Regions from separate parts of the Homo sapiens genome. Here region 1 is linked to region 2. A link is a contact called in ENCODE Hi-C or POLR2A ChIA-PET data. All regions are on one chromosome and are shown on one strand. The core of a region is the stretch at or near the end of the contact, and the rest is flanking DNA. Distances in the headings are between cores, read along the strand shown. Region 1 holds the start of PMEPA1 (prostate transmembrane protein, androgen induced 1). Region 2 holds the start of ANKRD60 (ankyrin repeat domain 60).

Region 1 (5,856 bases), core at 1,834-4,333, 520 kb before region 2:
GCTCAGCAGGGGAGAGGCCCTATCTTGAAAGACTATAGAATTCTAGATTTCATCCATCACGGCCTCATTCTTCAGATGAAGACAGTGAGGCCCATCATGGCTTAAGGACCTAGCAAGGTCAATTTCCTTCTGCCAAAAGAAGGTATCTTACAGGATAGGAGCCACTTGGACACTGCCTCAAAGCCCAACTCCAAACCATCCATCAAGTTCTCGTTGCAAACAACTCCCAGCATGTACTAGATGAAAAACAGCAGCCACTACTAGTTAAAAGAAAAACCAAATACTAGCTTTTTTCCTTTCTTTTTTCCTTCCCTCCTTCCTTCCTATCTTTTGGTGTAAAGAAACTCCAGGAGACACCAGGCCTTACCACTTCCTCACCCTAGTCTCTCGGGGAAATCTGATGAAAACAAACTGTTACAGTATACCTGCATTTTAAAGACTGGTTGGTTCCCTCCGTGCCTTGCAGCTTTCTTCCAATAAGTAGGGGGCTGTGTATACACAGAACACAGGACTAACTGGGGCACCCAGGGGCCAGCTGGAACAGGCTAGGGTTCCAGGTATTAACCCCAAGGGTCCCAATCACTCAAAGGCTGCTGGCGGCGGCGGGGCAAAGTGCAGAGGGCGGCGGCAAGGCATTTAACAAGAGGCCTTGATGTCAGGTCAAAAACATCATGGACTGATGAGCCTAAGAAAGGACAGAAATAAGAACAATGCTTTTTTTTTTTTTTTTTAAGTCCTGAACCATAAAGAGAGACAAGAGCAAAATGATGCACTGTGCCCAGCCCTTGGAATAAGGGTGACACAAGGATGTGTGCCCCTCGAGCAGGAGGTCCTCAAGGCAGCTTTACAGAGCGAAAGGCAAAAAGTGAGGCAAGGAGGGCACTGAAGCAGCAATCCATCTAAGGCAAGACTCTCCAAACGTGTGCGAACGTATTTTAATAACATTCTCGTGCATTTCATTAGCCTCCTGAGTTCACAAAGGGCCTCTGGGAAGGCAAGTCGGTTCCGCAAACGCTGGCTCTGGGCAGGTCCTCCTGGCACCTCGCTAGTCTGGCACAGGCCAGCTAAGGTGGGGTAGGGGGAGAGCTTTCCATTCCAGGCTGGGAGGGAGTGTGGAGAGGTGGATGGATGGAAGGACCCACCACCAAAGCCCGGCCAGCCTGGTTATTTTTACCACTTGAAGCTCACTGTATAGGCTCAGGGGCCACAAACTGGCAGCCGCCTGCGGACACTTGCTTATGAGCCGCCCAGACACTGCCTTCATTCCACAGCGGCTGCTTCTCAGCTCCGGGCCCCAGCTAGGGGCAGCCTGGCCCCCAGCAGGGAAGGACTGTGTGCCCCTTCACCTGGCGTGCTTCTTCAGGGTGGGGATGGGGAAACTAAAGCTCAGGGAAGCAAAAGGTCCCCGAAAAGGTGGGCTGGGGGACAAGGTGTAGGCTAGAAGCTAGAAGCCAGAACCCGGGAGGTAGTGGTTCAATTCTCCACTCAACCAAATGTCCACCTAGGTGGGCTGTGTGTGCAGGAGGTAGAGACTTACTTATCTGAACTTTTGGGTGCCCAGGCGGCTGCGTTAGCGACAAGGTTCAAAACCCCACTCCCCACCGTTGGTCCACTGATCCCTTATTTAGGGCCAGGCAGTCCCAAACACAAACAGCCCCAAACTTTGACTCCTTTGTAACCATGGTCTCAGCCAGACTGAACCAAGCTGTCCAGACAGAGGCTATTTATAGGTGCGTCGGGGACACAGACACTGGCACAATGACACACACACATTCAAGATCCACGCTGGGCCAGACGGGCCAGAGCTGAGCCCTGGATTCAGACACCTGGACACACACGGTCCCCAGATCCGGCCCAACCAGACCAGACCCCCAGAAAGATGGACACGCTCAAGAAAGGCACCCCGGCCCGGACACGGGAAAGACACACAGAGAGAGGCAGGAAGACTCGGTGACACGCACTCTTGGGCAAGACCGCGACTCAGACCCCCAGACACCCCGAGAGACGCCGAAGACCCAGACAGAGCCACGCAGCCACGCACACTCCACAGACGCACGGACATCCACTCAGAGCCCGAGACACAGCGCCGCGAACACTCCAGACACACGCCCGGAGCCCCAGACACCTCGCAGACCAGACAGTGTCTCACACGCCCCTCCACCCCCGCCCAAAGTTGATAAAGAGCCGGCCTAAATGCTCCATCGCGACTGCCCTCAGGGAAATAAAATGGAAACTTCACGGATCCGCCCGCCCCAACCCTCCCGCGCCGTGCGCCGCCGCTGAGCCCCGGGTCCGAGTCCGGGCGGGCGGGGCGCGGACAGCGGGGGCCGTGCCAGGCTCGCAGCGCCGCGGGACAAAGCCGGGCCGGCCGCCAGCTGCCGCGAGCCGGGAGGGCGCGCCCGGGGCGCGGCGGGCGCTGCCCGGGCGCAGGGCGTTCGGTCCGAGGGGGCGCGCAGGGCCCGGACCCCCGCTCGCAGCTGTGCCCCGACATAGGGTCCGAGCCCGATGGAGTCTCCGGGGAGGGGGGCGTGGGGTCACTCACTGATCTCCATGCTCTGGAACAAAGAGCGTTTGCAGTTGCACGTGCAGGAGACATTGGGCTGCCCGGCGGCGGCGGCGGCGGTGCTGTTGACCCCCATCAAGCGGTGCATGGACGGCGCGGCGGCGCGGCGCGGGGCGCGGGGGGCTCGGGGGCGGCCGGGGGGGGCTCCGGCCGGCGCCCGGAGCTGGGGCCCCGCATGCAGGAGGCGCGCGGCGGGGGAGGCGCGCCCCGGCTCGCCGGGCTCGGGTCGCCGCCAAGTTCCCGGGGCGCCGCGGGGCTCAGTGCGCGGGACCGCGCTCCGCTGCGCCCCCCCGGCCTCCCCTCGGCAGCCCCGGGGGCGTCGGCAGTGCCCGCGGGTGGCGTCCGGAAAATGGGCTGGCAGCGGGGCGCGCGCTGCCGCCGGGGCTGAGCCTCTGCCGCTAGCTTTCCCCAGCCGAGCGCCTCCGCCGCCGCCGCCGCCGCCGCCTCCTCCTCCTCATTCAAGTCCAAGGAGATCGGGTTTCGCTCCGAGACCGCGGTCGGAGGCAGGCAGACGGTCTGACGTCAGCGCTAGACGGGGCTGCCGGTTCCCACCGCGCGGGGGCCGGGGAGGGGGCGCGCGCTGCGCCAATCCCCGCCGAGGTTCCCCCGCACCCCCTCCCCGAGCCGGGGGGCGGGGTGACGGGAAACGGGGCGGGCTCTTAAAGGGCCAGAGCTAGGCGGCCCACGTAGACCCGGCACCCGCGCAACGGAGGAGGGGCGCTGTGCCCTCTCCCCAACGGCGGTCAGCTTGGAACGCCTGCCCGGCGCACGCCCGGGGCCGGGGAGCCGAACTCGGTGCCAGCCGCACCCGGGCGGGTTGCTGGTGCGCCCTCCCCTCGCCCCCGTCCCTGGGGTCCTTGACCCAGGCTCTTGGGGCTAGCCTATCTTCTGAGGAGCACAAGGTCCCTGGGGGCTCAGGGAAGAGAAATTGGAGAAAGGGGGAGGAAGCCCCCAAGATGGATCACCCATTGCCTGGTTTCGCAGGAGACTGTCCGCCTTCAGTTCTCCAGCAGCTCGGGGATCATGGCCCACTGAACCCCCAAGCGCTTTCACCCGAACCCAAGGAGGACGACCAGGAAAGACGGGAACTCGCGTAGACACGCCCGGAAGCCCTTGTCATGTAAATAGCTGTCGGGGACTGGTGTATTGTCGCCGCCCCAGCCGGCGGGACCTGGGGCGAATCCACACCCATTGTCTGCTGCCCAAGGGGCCTCCGGCTGGGGGGCGCGGCTGCGGAGTTCAAAAGGGGTATGAGCAGGAGGGGTGTACTTTTAGTTCATTAAGTTTTAATTACAGGAGTGCTACAAGAACACATTCTTCAGGTTTAAAAAGATATTAAAATATTACATAAGAGACCTCCCCTCCCTGGCCCACCTCCAGCCTCTTAAAAATTTAGTGTGTCGCCTTTTAGACACTTTCTCAAAGCTTCACTTATTTAACAGGCACTTAAGGAGCACCTACCTGTGCCAGAAACTCTCCAAATATTAACTCAACCTGACACCGACTCAGTGTGGCCGAATATTACTCTCCCCATTTTACAGAGCGGGCAGCTGGTCAAGGAAGTCGCTTGTTGAAAGTCACACAGTGGTGGAGCCTGTGTGCCAACCCAGGACCCTGGGGAGCTGCCTCCCCCTCTCCCACGTAGTCCTGATTCTTTAAGTGTCCACATATTCCTGTAATGCCTGGAGTTTCAGTAATTAGCAGGGACTTAGTGTGTTCAGAGAAAAAAAAAGCTTTTAAAAATTATTGTTACTGTGTTTGTAACAGTTTGGATAGAGAAGGAAAAGCTGGAATTTGGGAAGTGAAGGTGGCCTCGGGGTAGAACTTACCTAGACCAGAGCGAATTCATCCTGAAGAACTCAGAGAAAGCCGGTGCAGGAAGTGGGTTCCCGCTCTCCCTGCACAGGCACAGTGATGCTGCCAGAGCTCTCCCAGAAAGACCAGGAGGCTTGTTCTGGAGAAGTCAAGCCCAGGGATGTGGCTCAGGCTGGTCCAAGCTCTTTGGAGGAGTCCAAGCGTGCCCAGCCCAGAGGGAGGTTCAGAGGCACTGACCGTCTTCTGTTTGGGAGGAGAAGCTCACTCTTGGAGCCACAGCCAGCACTAGGTCAGGACCCAGGCCCCGGCCCAGGAGTGGGGCAATACCCAGCGTCTACCCCAGATGGCACCCTGCTGTGAACTGGGCGCCCTCAGCCCCTGCCTTGAGGAAGGGGCAATACCACCAGCGTGTCTTTTATCAGGGAAGATATTGCTGCAGTTTGGCCGCTGCAACTTAAGAGAAAAGCTAAGGGGTCCCCCAGCATCCCTTGGGGTGCCACTGCAAATACTGGCTGGGCCTGGAGATGACCTGGGTCCCATTCACTTCCTAGGGTGAAGGAGGTCATCATTACCACCCCTGCTTTCAGCCATTTCTTCATTCATTCAATCAACAAACTGGCTGAGCTGCAACCCTGAGCCGGGGAATTCAGCCACTCCAGACACAGCCCCTGCCCTCCGGGAAGTCTCGGGAGACCTGGCTAGTCTGGCTGGGAGAAGTCACACGTTGATTGTCTTGGAAGTGAGATGGCATTTACACAATGGAGGCTGCACTGCCAGCAGGCAAAAATAACCAGTTAATTCAGTGGCTTAAAGAAACCAAACCTACCCACAACGCTTGACCTCCCATTGATCCATCTGCGACACCGGCAGTGGCTACCATTTATTGAGTGCTGATGGTGTCACCTGGGATTGACTTAGTGGTCTCTGGCGCTAGTTCCGAAGTTGATTCTGTCTGGAGAGCTTAATGCAGTGTTCAGACCTCAGGGTCCGAACCTGAGGGTCACCCAAAGATGAGTGGGACATAGCTGTGTGACCTCGGCTGAGTGCTTTCACCTCTCCAACCTCAGTTTCCTCTTCTGCAAAATGGGGTGGCTTCATGGCACCTTCACGTGGTGTGATTGCGAGGAATGAAGGGATCGATGCCTTGCAAGTAGAGGAGAAGGGGCCGGATACATCTTAGTTGTTATGTTATTTAATCATCTTGGCAACCCCGGGAGGGAGGAACCACTATCATTTTATTTTCCATTTTGCAGTTGAGGACAATGATGATTCCAGCACAGACAGGGCCCCTGACGGGGCAGTAGGAAAGGAGAATTGCTTTGGAAGGAGCATAGGCTGGACTGCCAGCACTCATAGGAGGCTTCGTGTGTGCCCAGGACTGCGAGAATTAAATACAGGACACCCAGTTCAGTTTGAATTTCAGATAAACTATGAATAATGATTAGTGTAAGTATATCTCAATTTAACTGGATAGCTTG
Region 2 (6,061 bases), core at 1,801-4,300:
CTCTGTGTTACGGATTAGGAAACTGAGCCCAGAAGGGCAGTGTCTGGCAGCACCAAGCCCGTGGAGGCAGGCTGCTTTCAGATCTGTCTCCATCGCTCCCCAGCCCCTGCAGTACAGCTGCAGTCTCTCTGCAATATCAGCTGTTCACATTCTCTGTGCAGCAGCAGCTCAGAGATTTTTTCTATATCTTCATTTTCTTGAAGTGTGTTGCGTTGATTTCAACCAGGTGGGGAGATGATGGAGCCCAGGGACTTTGATCCTGTTCTCATATCCTAAATATTGTAGGGAATCGGGATAGGGAAAGCCACGCCTTCGGGTCAGGGAAGGAGACTGATGGAAGGAGAGATGGGCTCTAGGGTGCCTGGCCTCCACTGGGTATCTGCCACATGGGACTTGTCTGGAGTGGGGCCCTTGGGGTCCTAATTCAGTCACAGGGAACTTTCGGTTCTGGGTTCTGATTCCAGCTGGGCTAGCTTTGAGCTCCCGATGTGAACAAGGACACAGCTTGGAATTTGGGGTTCTGATATGTACTGGGTTAGTTGCCACTATTTGGGGTTCAAACGTAGATAGCAGCATTTGCTTTGAGACTCGGGTTCCTGTGAGGGCAGTTTACTCTGGATTTGGGGTTCTGATTAAAGTAAGGTTTGCTGTCTGTTTGGGGTCCTGATGTGAAAAGGTCTGTTCTGGGATTTGGAGTCCTCGTATGGGCAGGACTTGTTTTGGGATGTGGGGATCTGATGTAGCCCCGAGTAGTGTAGCATTTGGAGGGTAGGAATCGAGCACATCTGCCCTGAGATTTGGGGGTCTTCATGGTGATAAAATCTGCTCAAAATTTGGGCTCCTGCTATATGCAGGGTTTGGTCTGGAATTTGGGGTTCTGGTATAAATAAGGTTGGCTGAAGGATTTGGGTTACATATACAAGAAAAGTTTGCTTTGAGTTTTGGGGTACTCATGGAGGCAAGGTTTTGTTTGAACCTTGACTTCCTGACATGGACATGGCCAGCTTCAACCTTGGAGTGCTGATGTAGACACGGTTTCGTATCTGGGGGTTCAGATATGTGTGGGTTTGACTTGAGCTTTGGGGTCCTGCTGTGGACAGAGTTTGCTTCATTCTTTGGAGCCCTTATGAAGATACTTTGAGGGGATTTGGGTTCTGGTATGGTCATGGTGAGCTCGGTGACTGCCTTTTAGATGTGAGCAGAGTTAGCTTTGAATTTTGGGGTCCATATGTGGGCAGGGTTCATTTTGGGCTCTGTCATCCTTATGTAGACAGAAGTGGCTAATGGATTGGGGTTCAGATGCACAAATGGTTAGTTGGAGGCCGGGGGTCCAGAATTGGGCAATTGAGGGTCATGACGTGGGTAGAGTCTGCTCTGGGATTTAGGGTTCTGTTATGGCCAGGCATAGCTTCAGGGTTTGAGGCTGAAACATGGGCAGAAGTTGCATAGAGATATATGGGGTCTTGAGGCAGGCAGCGTTTGTTTCGGATCTTGGCATCCTTGTGTGGACATGGTTGTGGAGGATTCGGGGTTCTAATAGTCACATAATTAGTCTGGCAATTTGGGATTTCAGATTTAGCCAGGTTTGTTCTTGGTTTTGGGGTCCTAAACTGGACAGAGTTTGTTTCAGCTTTGACCTCTTTGCCTGGACACAGTTGTTGAAGGATCTGGGGTTCTGAGGTAGTCATGGTTAGCCTGGAGATTAGGGGTTGAGTCTTGGGCTGGTTTGTTGATTTTGGGGTCCTGAGATGGACAGGGTTTGTTTTGATTTGGCATCCTTGCAAGACAAAAGTGGCTGGAAAATCTGGGGTTCTGAGGTAGTCATGGGTAGCCTGGAGATTTGGGGTTCAGTTGGGCATGTGTGCTCTGGATTTTGGGGTCCTGAGGTGGTCAAGGTTTGTTCAAGCCCTGGCATCCTGGGGGGGATGTGGTAGCTGGAGGATTTGGGGTTCTGAAGTAGTCATGGTTAGCCTAGAGATTTGGGGTTCGGTGTTGGGCAATTTTATTCTGGATTTGTGGGTCCTGAGGTCAGCAGGGTTTGTTTCAGGTTTGGCATGCTTGCGTGGACATGGTTGGCTAGAGGATTTGGGGTTCTAATGTTCTCAAGACCAGCATGGAGGAGGACTTGGGGTTTGCTTTGAGTTTGGGGTACTGACATGGGCAGGCTTGCCTTGGGTTTGGGGGTTCTGCTGAGGACAGGCCTTGTTTCAGACAAGTCTTACATGAACAGAGTTGGCTTTGGGACCTGGGTTCCTTATGAAGACATGGGGAGCCTGAGGGTCTGGCTTCTGGGGGGTCCTGGCTTGGACAGGATTTGCTCAGGGTTGGCAGATGCAGCCCGATCCAGGCAGGACCTGCTTGTGGATTAGGGTCCTGCTGTGGACAAGGTTTGCCTTGATTGGGAGTCCAATTTGAACGCCGTGTGTTTGAGATTGGGAAGTCCCTCTGTGGCCAGGACCCTAAGTGGCCCTTCCATCTGGGTTTCAGGGTGGTTGGGTTTCAGGGGTTTGCTTTGACATCTGGGGTTTCTCACGTAAGCAGGCTTCCCTTTGGGAATCCACTTCAGAAGTGGACAGGGTGCCCTTGCATGTGGCCAGGGAAGGAGTCAGGGCAGGAGCCACCTTCGTCGAGGTACTGGAGCCGCTGGAGGTTGAAGGGGATGCCGACCATCAGGTCCAGCTCCTCTTTGAGCTCCCGCACGGTCATGTCGCCGCGGCAGTTTGCCACTCGGAACATCTCCCCCGTCTCCTCCAGCCGCACCCGCAGGACGAAGACGTCAGGGGCCAAGTCGGGCAAGGCACTCGCGGCCTTCGGGTCACAGACGAGCCGCTGGCTCCGGCCGCGGGCACAGGCCAGGGGCTGCGCGGGGAGGGCCCGCGAGTCCGCCGAGCCCACCCTGGGCCCGCCGCACCCCTGAGCCCCGGCCCGCGCACCGCTCCTGCGTCCCGCATTGGGGTGCAGGCGAGAGGCGCCCCCAGTTGGCCCCGCCGCCCGCGCTCCGCCCGCCCCCGCCGCCGCCCGCCGCATCCCCCAGGCGCGGCCGCGCGTCATCCGCGGCTCGAGTGCGGTGGCCACGCGTCATCGCCGCCCCCGCCCTGACGCCCCAAGGCGGGCCCATGCGCCCCCCGCCCCACTGTGACGCCCAGGCCCCGCCAGGACCGCCCCCTCCAGACGCAAGGCGAGGCCCCTCCCTGCCTGCCGCCCGAGCCTCCAGGGAGACCGATGGGCGGGCGGCCCCCCAAGGTCCCGCAGTCCTTTCCCGCTCCGCGATGAACAAAGCCGCAGTTTCACGCGGCCGCGGGAGACGGTTCTTAAATAATGGAACAGGACATAAGTGCTTCCCAGAGCAACCGGGAGATTTATTGATAAATACAGAGACATCGCCGGGCAGCCACGCTCCGACAACCCGCACTGGGCCCCCGTCCCGAGCTCAGGCCACGTCCCCACCTCCTCGAAGCCTCCAAGCTGCTGTTAATGTCAGTTCTTTTCACCAGGCAAACGGAAGGGGCATTCTTGCTGCTGTTAGGAAACGGTTACCACTTCTCCGTGTCTGTTTAAAATAGGATCTTTGCATAAATTGGGATAAATCACCTGGAGGAATTACACGTAAACAAGGCTGTAAATCACCATTGCATGCATGGCCTGCAGAGTTGTAAAGTGCAGATTTTCGTTATAAAAACACTTCTAGTATGAATGAAAAAAAAAAAAAACCACCAACATTTCATAAACATGACTCCCTGCAGCCGATCTGGTCCCGACATGGGGGTGGATCCCAGAAGCGGGAGACAGCCTTCCACGGAAACTTGCAAAACTGCACCAAAATCTATCAATTTTGAAAATGCTCTTGAATTCTTGGCGGAAGAAAGATGCTGATAAACACATTAAGTGGGGAAATGCTCCCTTGAGAAAGGCTGGGTTGGCTCTATGAAGACACCTTTGGAGTGAGCTGTGCCTGGGAGAAACCCATCTGTGCTTTTCCCTTCATTCACCGGAGATGAGGCTGAGTGTTCAAGTAAACAGGAAGCTTACCTGTGGTGGTCAAATTACAAACACTCAACATGGCACCCATGAATAATTAGAAAATACAAGCGCCGAAGTGACGGGGGCGGGAGCTAGGAGGGCGAGGGGAAACAGAACAATCTTGGAAAAATCTCGGTTGTTGCAAAAAAAGAATAAAATGTATGCTTAAAAATTATTTTTACAGAGAAATTACAGCCATAAAAAATATCTGTGCATTGGAAAGGCACTCATATTATAGAAAAATGTTAACATATAAACGGAAATTGTAAAGGTTAGATTATTTACCAAAGAGTCTCTACAATCTCTCCAAGCATGTTGTGATTCAGCATGCAAATTATACACATCACAACACAAACTGAAGCTCATTTTTTTCCTTAACGGAAAATTAAGCTCTGAATAGAATACAAGATTCCAGTTGAATAATTCTACTTGCTGCTAGATCAACAGATTTTAACAAAACAATCTCAATTTGCGGGCAATAAAAAAAAATTAAAAATTGCTGGTTACCAAAGCAAAACAATATCTCCATTTACTTTAGGCAAGAATTAAACACACGACGGATTGACTGATTTTTTTTTTAATATGTAGCTTCTGATTTATTAACTCACTTTTTGCCGACGCTGCCTAAATGCTACCCTGGGGTATAATTTGCAATTCTCACATAGGTACCTTATTATTATTTTGGCGTGGTGTATATACGCCTATCTTTCTTTTAAAAGAATCAGTTAAATGGAATTTGGAGGTGGAAGTCACATCCTCTATACTAGAAAATTCAATACATAGCTTCAAGAATTTCATTTAAAAATAAAGACAAGACAAACAAGAAAAAGACCAAAGGGCAGAATAGAAATAGCTTACAAGCCCTTAGCAGAGCTAGCTCTTGAACCCCAAATGGGCTGTTTCCTCCTTCCTTCCCTTATCCTACCTTTGAGAACATAAAAATAGAAACACGAAAAATGACATGTGCATACATGTAAGTAAAATTTGTTCAAATGGTTAGAAAATCTTAAATTACTGATTTAAAAAACCTGGTTAAATTCTAGAGCATCTTTCTCTTAGTCTAAATTTGAAACGCATGAAATCTAAGCGGTGTGTACTTAAGTCAATTTGAAGAGTATATAATTTGACCCCCAAAGTCACAGGTGCGTAGAACTTGTGGGCAGGTTATGATCAGAACTAGGTTTTCCTTTTTTTGGTTAAGATTCTAAAGCATTAGATATAAAGTCAATATCCATGCATCTCAGTTATCAATTTCCCTCCCAAGTTTAAACATATAGCATATCCATATAAAAATGGAAAAACCTCAGTTATCCATTTCCCTCTCAAGTTCTTAAACATATGACAGCATATCCATATAAAAATGAAAAATCTTTCAGCTTTATGCCTCTATCAAAGGCCAACACATATCTTCATGGAAACAGTTCCTGTCAGGCAGGGAGGAGTGAGTGCCTGAGGAAAAGTTCCAAGTAGTTTATAACAAAGGCACAATATTAGAAAGACTGCCATCAATCATTCTTTAGATTTCTTTATCACATTTTTCAAAAATAAACAAATCGAACCATATTTGTAGCAACTCAAAGTGCAGCATAGATTTAAATGATGTATTTGTTCAGCTCACTGATAGGGGGCAAATACTACATTAATATATTTTCTTCCTGTCAAGAGTTATTTACATATGTACAGTATTTCAGTTAAAAATATAACACCATAAACTATATTTTATAGGAAATCATAAGGGAAGGAAATATGCAGGTCTATTAAAGACTTAAGAGCTTCTAATAAACTACTTTACTTGGAGAGGGTTGGGGGGACTTCAGATCATACAGTCTGCCATGGAGAAAAGAACTTGCTGGCAGACAGCCTGATGGTTCAGAGGCTCCAGTGCCCAGTTAGCCACCTGGTCTGCAATCTTTCCACAGACTTACTGATCAGGCTTGATCAGGATGGCCCAGCCATCCAGAAAAAGCCCCCATCAGGTTCAGTCCCTTCGGGGTACAGATGGAAAAGGCGTCAATCACTGAGTGCACAGTATGAAAGGTTC

The links. Hi-C counts contacts between places; a loop is a spot of excess contacts on that map. ChIA-PET counts read pairs that join two places held with the same protein, here RNA polymerase II (POLR2A).
Region 1: a loop to region 2 is called in a map of CD8-positive, alpha-beta T cell, with 2.7 times the contacts of the local background. The contact joins the promoter of PMEPA1 here to the promoter of ANKRD60 in region 2. A Hi-C loop is called at or near these places in 2 of 168 maps with a recorded cell type or tissue (CD4-positive, alpha-beta T cell and CD8-positive, alpha-beta T cell). POLR2A ChIA-PET finds 5 or more read pairs at or near these places in 2 of 52 experiments (AG04450 and PC-3).

What each region holds. Positions count from the first base shown.
Region 1 is chr20:57,706,932-57,712,787 of GRCh38, forward strand. PMEPA1 (prostate transmembrane protein, androgen induced 1) reads right to left here and starts at 3,084. Exons shown (of 4, transcript NM_020182.5): 1 at 2,543-3,084. The coding sequence starts at 2,651. NKILA (NF-kappaB interacting lncRNA) reads left to right here and starts at 3,252. Exons shown (of 1, transcript NR_131157.1): 1 at 3,252-5,849. RefSeq lists enhancers at 1,466-2,077, 5,138-5,749 and silencers at 2,916-3,345, 3,366-3,485.
Region 2 is chr20:58,225,603-58,231,663 of GRCh38, forward strand. It overlaps ANKRD60 (ankyrin repeat domain 60), which reads right to left and starts at 3,051. Exons shown (of 4, transcript NM_001304369.2): 1 at 2,622-3,051. The coding sequence starts at 3,051.